Regions from separate parts of the Homo sapiens genome. Here region 2 is linked to region 1. The links are chromatin contacts, found by Hi-C or POLR2A ChIA-PET in ENCODE. All regions are on one chromosome and are shown on one strand. The core of a region is the stretch at or near the end of the contact, and the rest is flanking DNA. Distances in the headings are between cores, read along the strand shown. Region 1 has its middle 22 kb from the start of LINC01180. Region 2 overlaps ADAM11 (ADAM metallopeptidase domain 11).

Region 1 (3,520 bases), core at 645-3,144:
TACTATCCTCATTTACACATAATACAGAGAGGTGAATGAACTTGCTCAAGGTCAACAGCTAGCCATGGCTGAGGCAGAATTCAAGCCCTGGTAGCCTGGCTCCTGAGCCTATGATCTTGGGCACCCATATGCGCCAGGCATCTTGCTAGGTTCTGATATACAGAGATAAAAGACACACCAAACACAGACTTTCCTTAAGGAGGTCACACTGAAGAAAGGCAACAAATAACTAAAAAGAATGTGACGTGCTCTGGCAAGTGAGAACACGATGCTAGGGACAGAGGGTGTCAGAGGGTTGGACAGGTGTGGTTGACGGCAGAGGGGCCACCTGACCTGAGGCAAGTTCTGAGGCTACTGGTAGTTAATGTTCAGATCAGAGGAAGGGAAGAGCATTCAGGCCACTGGTATGGTTGGTCTGAGAAGGTGAGAGTCCCGAGGCCGGAGCCCAGAAGTGCAGAGAAGTGAAACTGGAGAGAGGAGCCAGGTCCAGATCCTGGAAAGCTTCACTTGCTGAGGGAGGAAGGGTGTTGGGATACCCCTTGGAGGCCTCGCAGGACTGTTCGCAAGGGAGATATGAACTCAGATGCCACACTCCACCTGCCCTGCCCAGGACACGAAACCCAGTACACAGAATTCCCTACAAGCTGTATCCCACTCGGGAGAGTTCCCCGGGAGGGCTAGACAGGAGGGCAGTGCTAACTGAGTGTGGGACACAGCCAGTGCCACCTGGGAGCCATGGCTGGGAGTCTCTCTCCAAGCCCTCCCCCACAATCCCTTCAGTCACCCCCCACCCACCCTTGCCAGCTCAGACACTCAGGCACACTCCCTCCGGTCACATCCCCCTTGAGGCCAGAGATAAGAATAAGCAACATGTCTCTTCCCACATCCCTTCCCTGCCCGCCCTCTGATTCTACCATCCAAAGCAGCTGCAGAGCCTGGAACACCCCAGGCCCCAGTCAGAGGAGGGAGCATGGGGAGATGGGAGCTTCCTGGGGGGGCCGTGGCTATGGGCTGTGCCCTCCCCTCCCACAGGGCTGAGGCTGGTGATTAGTTGGGTTAATTATATCCGAGCCATTTCCGATTGGCACAAGCCCACCCACCCACAGAGCCTGCCCAGAAGGCAGGCAGGCCGGGCCCAGGTCAGGATGCTGGGGCACCAGCTCCTCTAGGTGGATTCCTGACCCCTGTGCTGATGGCCAAACGGAGGCTGATTGTCCTCCCTGCTCCAGGACGGCCTCCTCTTCACTCACCAACTTTCTTACCCATCCCTCTGTTTTCTTTGTACCAACACAAGTCCCTCTCACTCCCCTCTCCTCCCCCCAGGTTTGGAATGAAATCATGGGGCCCTGAGTTCCGCAGTAGGCCCTGACATAAACACTTTGATTGGGGCTAATTATAAGGGCCAGGCTGAGAGGCTGGAGCCTTCGGAAAGCTTTGGCTTTCAAATAAAGGGCCCACGGCTCAGTCCCTAGCCCAGGCGGCTCTCTTCCAGGCTTCCTTATGAATGAGGGGTTCCAGAAAGAGGCAGTCCTCTAGAAACCCCGTGGTCTGTGGGCTCGCTCCATGTCCCACGCCTCATCTTGTCCCTTCTCGGTTGCTTTTGCCTTGGCCCTTCCAGGCCTCAGATCCCAGGGCCTTGCCGGATGGCTTGGCAGAGCCACCAGTCGGCCGTGGAAGACAAGGCAGCAGGGGAGGAGCTCTCAGGCTGGGAGGCAGGGGCAGCGGCAGGGGCAGGGTCAGGGGAGGCGCAGGGGAAGCCAGCTGTGACAGCCCAAGCCCTAATTAGTCGGCTTCAAAGCCGGCCGGAGAGAGAGCCCGCCTGCTTGTGTGCCCTGCTCACTCAGGCGAGTAAGACATTTCTGTCCCAATCAGAGGAGAGAGAGAAAGAAAAACACGGCCCACCGCCACCCCGAAGAGCCTTTAGACACTGGGCTGGTACCCCGAGTCAGGGAGAAAAACTGAGAACCCAGGAAATCATTCTCTTCTGTTGAAACTGATACGTAAGTGCTAGGAAGGGAAGTGTGTGGTGCCTTTAAATGATACAGAAAGGGGTAACGGAAGTGCTGGGTACAGGAGGGCGTAGTCCTTGGCTAGGGCTCCACCCCCACGGACCTAGGTGAGGACAGGCATTTTTGTTTTCCTGCCCAAATGTTGCGTTTCCCAAGTCCACCCTGTCCTGCCACGCCCCCATCCTGTGCCTATAAAAACCCGAGATCTACCCCCCCCAAGGAAAGCCAAGCCAAGCCGCTGGATGTTGAGGAGGAGCACGTCAGCGGAGGCACACACATTGGCTAGGCGTTGAGAGGAACGCACTGATAGGCACCGGCATGCTGGCAGGCCACTGATCAGGCAGAGCAACACAGAGTTTGGCTGAGGCAGTCAGAGGAGAGCGCGGGCCACCGAGCGGCCTGATTCCTAGGCGACAACCATTTACCTTCTGGCTGTCCCATATTCTGAGAGCGACTTCCACTCAATAAAACCTTGCACTCATACTCCAAGCCCACATGTGATCCGATTCTGGTACACCAAGGGAAGAACCCCGGGATACAGAAAGCCCTCTGTTCTCGGTCTCTGCGCCAAGGAAGAAGTCTAATTGAGCTGGTAAGACAAGCCACTTATCGACAGCAAAGCTGAAAGAGCACCCTGTAACACGCGCCCACTGGGGCGCCAGGAGCTGTAAGCATTCACTCTTAGACACTGCGGTAGGGCCGGAGCCCCACAGCCTGCCTGTCTGTATGTCTCCCCTAGAAGTTTGAGCAGCGGGGCACTGAAGAAGCGAGCCACACCCCTATCGTATGCCCTGCAAGGGGGACAAGGGAACTCTTCCCATTTCACTAGCACTTTGGGAGGCCATGACAGGAGGATCACTTGAGGTTAGGAGTTAGAGGCCAGCCTGGGCAACATGGTGAAACCCCATCGCTACAAAAAATACAGAAAAAATTAGCCGGCCATGGCACACGTCTGTAGTCTCAGCTACTCAGGAGGCTGAGGTGGGAGAACACCTGAGCTCAGGAAGTCCAGGCTGCAGTGAGCAGTGGTCAGGCCAGTGCATTTCATCCTGGGCAATGGAGTGAGACCCTGTCCAAAAAAAATTTTTTAAAAAAGTTGTTTTGGTAGAGACAGGGCTTTCTCCATGTTGCCCAGGCTGGTCTCAAACTCCTGACCTCAAGCCATCCTCCCCTCTCAGCTTCCCAAAGCACTGGGGTTACAGGCATGAGCCACGGTGCCTAGCTAACAGTTTTCTAATCTTGGAGAAGGAGGAAACTGGACATAATTATTTCTAAGCATCCTTCTAGCATTTAGTTTTCTTGCTCATCGTCCCAGTGCTCCATATCCCCACCACTACCCCACTCCCAAACATACTCATATGTAGCACCAGGGGCTGGGTTCCTGCATGCAAGTCATCTAAAAGTGACGCTATTGACTGAATGACTGTGACCTAGGAGGCTGGGCTGATAAGGATCACCTAACAAAAACCAGTTACTGATGTTAGTGCTTACACTAACATCCCCTTGAAGGA
Region 2 (3,343 bases), core at 80-2,579, 150 kb after region 1:
GGGCAGATCCTCCGCCTCCTCGCGATGGTGACGAAGTCCCCCAGTGTACCCCCTCCCCAGCCTTGAGAGGGGTGAGGGTGGGTTGGAGGGGAGCAGCCAGCAGCACCTCCCCTCGCCCTATCCAGGTTCTACCTGCCCCGCAAGTTCTCGCGCTGTAGCATCGACGAGTACAACCAGTTTCTGCAGGAGGGTGGTGGCAGCTGCCTCTTCAACAAGCCCCTCAAGGTACCAGCCCCGCGGCGGGGAGCATGGGAGCGGGCCCTGGGCGGGGTCCGGGCCAGACTCCCGACCTGTCCTCCCGGTCCAGCTCCTGGACCCCCCAGAGTGCGGGAACGGCTTCGTGGAGGCAGGGGAGGAGTGCGACTGCGGCTCGGTGCAGGTGAGCGGTGGTGCGGGCGCCAGGTGGGGAACCGGGATGCGGGGGTGGGCACGAGGGAGCGTCTGAGTGGGAGGATTAGGGCTCGCCCGCCTCCTTCCCCTCCTCCCGCGTCCCTCAGGAGTGCAGCCGCGCAGGTGGCAACTGCTGCAAGAAATGCACCCTGACTCACGACGCCATGTGCAGCGACGGGCTCTGCTGTCGCCGCTGCAAGGTAAGCAGGACCGGCCGGGAGGCGGGGCCAGGACGCAGGAGGAGCGATTGGAGGCCTTCATATAAGGGGTGGGAGCTAGGGAGGGAAGCGGAGCCTTCGGGGACGAAGGCCTCTGGGGCAGGGCTTGATGCGAAGACAGCGCCAATGGGGAGCAAGGGGCGGGGCTGAAGGATGTTGAAGGCGGGGCTACGAGGAGCGGGAAGGGAAGGCTGCCCAGAATCAAGGAGGGGCGGGAAGGTGGGCGGGCTTGGGGGCGGTGCTGAGTGCGCTGGGAGCGAGGTGGGGAGCGTTCAAGAGGTGGTGGGAGCAGGGAAATAAGAACAGGCCTGAAACGGGGCCCTGGGGAGCTGGAGGGCCCGGGGATGTGGGGGTCCAGAGAGCGAGGGGCCTGGGGAGGGCAGGGCCGAGGCATCCATCCTGCCTGACTCGAGGAGCGCGTCTCTTCCCTAGTACGAACCACGGGGTGTGTCCTGCCGAGAGGCCGTGAACGAGTGCGACATCGCGGAGACCTGCACCGGGGACTCTAGCCAGGTCCGCCCGGCCCCGCCGTCTTGTGGAGCCCTGGGCGAGGCAACCCCTACCCTTGTCGATTTGGTTTTCCCGGACGAGTGCTCAGCACTCCCCTCCTCTCCACAGCTGGCATCGACCTCCACTGATCAGACTGTTTTCTTATCTGAGAAAGGGGTTCTTCATGCTCCTGGCCTTGTTCCTTCAATCATTAAACCAGAATGTATCGTCTGGCTGGTATTCCCAGCGCCTGGCCCGGTGCCTGGTGTAGGTTAGGGATCAGAGTAGACGATAATATTAGTTAACATCTATTACAACCTAATTACATGCCAGGCATTTATCTCCCAGCCCTACGAGGGAGGGAGGCTGGAGCGGCTCTGGGGCTTGCAAATCCGTGTGGTCTGGGTCCAGAACCAGACAGATCGCTTGTCCTAGGCGTGGAAGAGCCCTGTGGCATGAGCCCCCAATGGGGGGCACTTGGTACCCCAGCATTCCTCCCTGGGGCAGCCCTCAGCTCCAGTCCTGGGACTGCTCCGCTCAACCCCACCCCTCTCTCCACAGTGCCCGCCTAACCTGCACAAGCTGGACGGTTACTACTGTGACCATGAGCAGGTATGATGGCTGCCCCCTGAGCCTGGGATTCAGGGCAGTCTCTTGTCTCCACTCTGACCACTCAGCATCTCCATCCCTTGCCTCTTAATTCTTGGACTCTCAGGGCCGCTGCTACGGAGGTCGCTGCAAAACCCGGGACCGGCAGTGCCAGGTTCTTTGGGGCCATGGTGAGTCTGGCTAGGGCTGGGAGTGGGGACTCCGGAGGACCCAGAGCTGAGAAGCTGGGGAGAGTGGGTTCCAGCTGAACAGGCCCCCAAGTGTGTAGCTCCCCAGGATCTCAGGGACCCAGGCAGAGTGTGGGAGATGCAGGCCTGAGGTCTTGGGGTGGGTCCTGGGGCGCGTGGGGTCACTTGGCATCCTCTCCCCACAGCGGCTGCTGATCGCTTCTGCTACGAGAAGCTGAATGTGGAGGGGACGGAGCGTGGGAGCTGTGGGCGCAAGGGATCTGGCTGGGTCCAGTGCAGTAAGCAGTGAGTACTGAGGCTCCCAGAGGGCCTCTCAGCTCCAGGGCAGGTGTGAGACTTTTCAGAGATGGGGCAGCAGGTTCTCCCAGGAGGAGCCTGTCAGTCCCAATGGGCGGGCACGTGGCAAATGAGGTGGCAGGGTGCAGGGTGAGGGCAGATTAGAGTTCAGTAGTTGAGTCTGAGGTCAAACTTGGGGCTCACTGTCTCTATATGCCCCAACAGGGACGTGCTGTGTGGCTTCCTCCTCTGTGTCAACATCTCTGGAGCTCCTCGGCTAGGGGACCTGGTGGGAGACATCAGTAGTGTCACCTTCTACCACCAGGGCAAGGAGCTGGACTGCAGGTGCTGGCCAGGACCAAGACTAGGGAGGGGAGGTTGCAGCTGTGCTGGGGGTTAGGAGACAGGGGGCTGAGGCTGGCTGTGTCACTTCCCCAGGGGAGGCCACGTGCAGCTGGCGGACGGCTCTGACCTGAGCTATGTGGAGGATGGCACAGCCTGCGGGCCTAACATGTTGTGCCTGGACCATCGCTGCCTGCCAGCTTCTGCCTTCAACTTCAGCACCTGCCCCGGCAGTGGGGAGCGCCGGATTTGCTCCCACCACGGGGTGACTGCCTGGAGCCTGGGATGGCGGGAGAAGCTTACAAGAGGGGACAGGCCCCTGCTCACCTCTCCTGGCCCTGCCCTGCCTCTAGGTCTGCAGCAATGAAGGGAAGTGCATCTGTCAGCCAGACTGGACAGGCAAAGACTGCAGTATCCATAACCCCCTGCCCACGTCCCCACCCACGGGGGAGACGGAGAGATATAAAGGTGAGGCTGGAGCTGGCCGAGGGGGGTCTGTCTGTCCTGCTCTCTATGCCTGTCCTTGCCAGCTAAGCCCTGCCATCCTCCCCAGGTCCCAGCGGCACCAACATCATCATTGGCTCCATTGCTGGGGCTGTCCTGGTTGCAGCCATCGTCCTGGGCGGCACGGGCTGGGGATTTAAGTAAGAGACACACACACCCTGTGCCCCCTGGCATCCTTGAGGGGGGATCAGAATCCCTACTGGTGGAGCTGAGGGGGCCCTCCCTGAAAGCCCAACTGAACCAGAGCTCACACGTCATAGGTCCAAGTAGCCTGCAGGGCTTAACATTTAGAAACTAGGAGATTTTAGGCTAGATGAGGTGGCTCAC

The links. A loop is a pair of places that touch in the nucleus more often than their neighbours do. ChIA-PET counts read pairs that join two places held with the same protein, here RNA polymerase II (POLR2A). Pooled maps may share reads with other maps.
Region 2: a loop to region 1 is called in a pooled map, with 3 times the contacts of the local background. The contact joins two enhancer-like sites. A Hi-C loop is called at or near these places in 2 of 50 pooled maps. POLR2A ChIA-PET finds 5 or more read pairs at or near these places in 2 of 52 experiments (PC-9 and activated CD4-positive, alpha-beta T cell).

The regions. Positions count from the first base shown.
Region 1 is chr17:44,626,822-44,630,341 of GRCh38, forward strand. No RefSeq gene overlaps it. Among named protein-coding and RNA genes, the nearest start is that of LINC01180, 22 kb to the right of the region's middle. RefSeq lists a silencer at 1,644-1,763 and an enhancer at 1,874-2,033. Within about 2 kb of position 1,895, at least 9 of the 41 ENCODE cell types and tissues checked have a DNase peak (open chromatin) inside an H3K27ac peak, as active enhancers do.
Region 2 is chr17:44,775,087-44,778,429 of GRCh38, forward strand. ADAM11 (ADAM metallopeptidase domain 11) reads left to right here. Exons shown (of 27, transcript NM_002390.6): 15 at 126-225; 16 at 308-379; 17 at 498-590; 18 at 1,041-1,121; 19 at 1,659-1,709; 20 at 1,813-1,876; 21 at 2,080-2,179; 22 at 2,396-2,515; 23 at 2,609-2,777; 24 at 2,866-2,980; 25 at 3,066-3,156. Among named protein-coding and RNA genes, the nearest start is that of ADAM11, 18 kb to the left of the region's middle. RefSeq lists a silencer at 805-1,124 and an enhancer at 962-1,462. Within about 2 kb of position 1,330, at least 9 of the 41 ENCODE cell types and tissues checked have a DNase peak (open chromatin) inside an H3K27ac peak, as active enhancers do.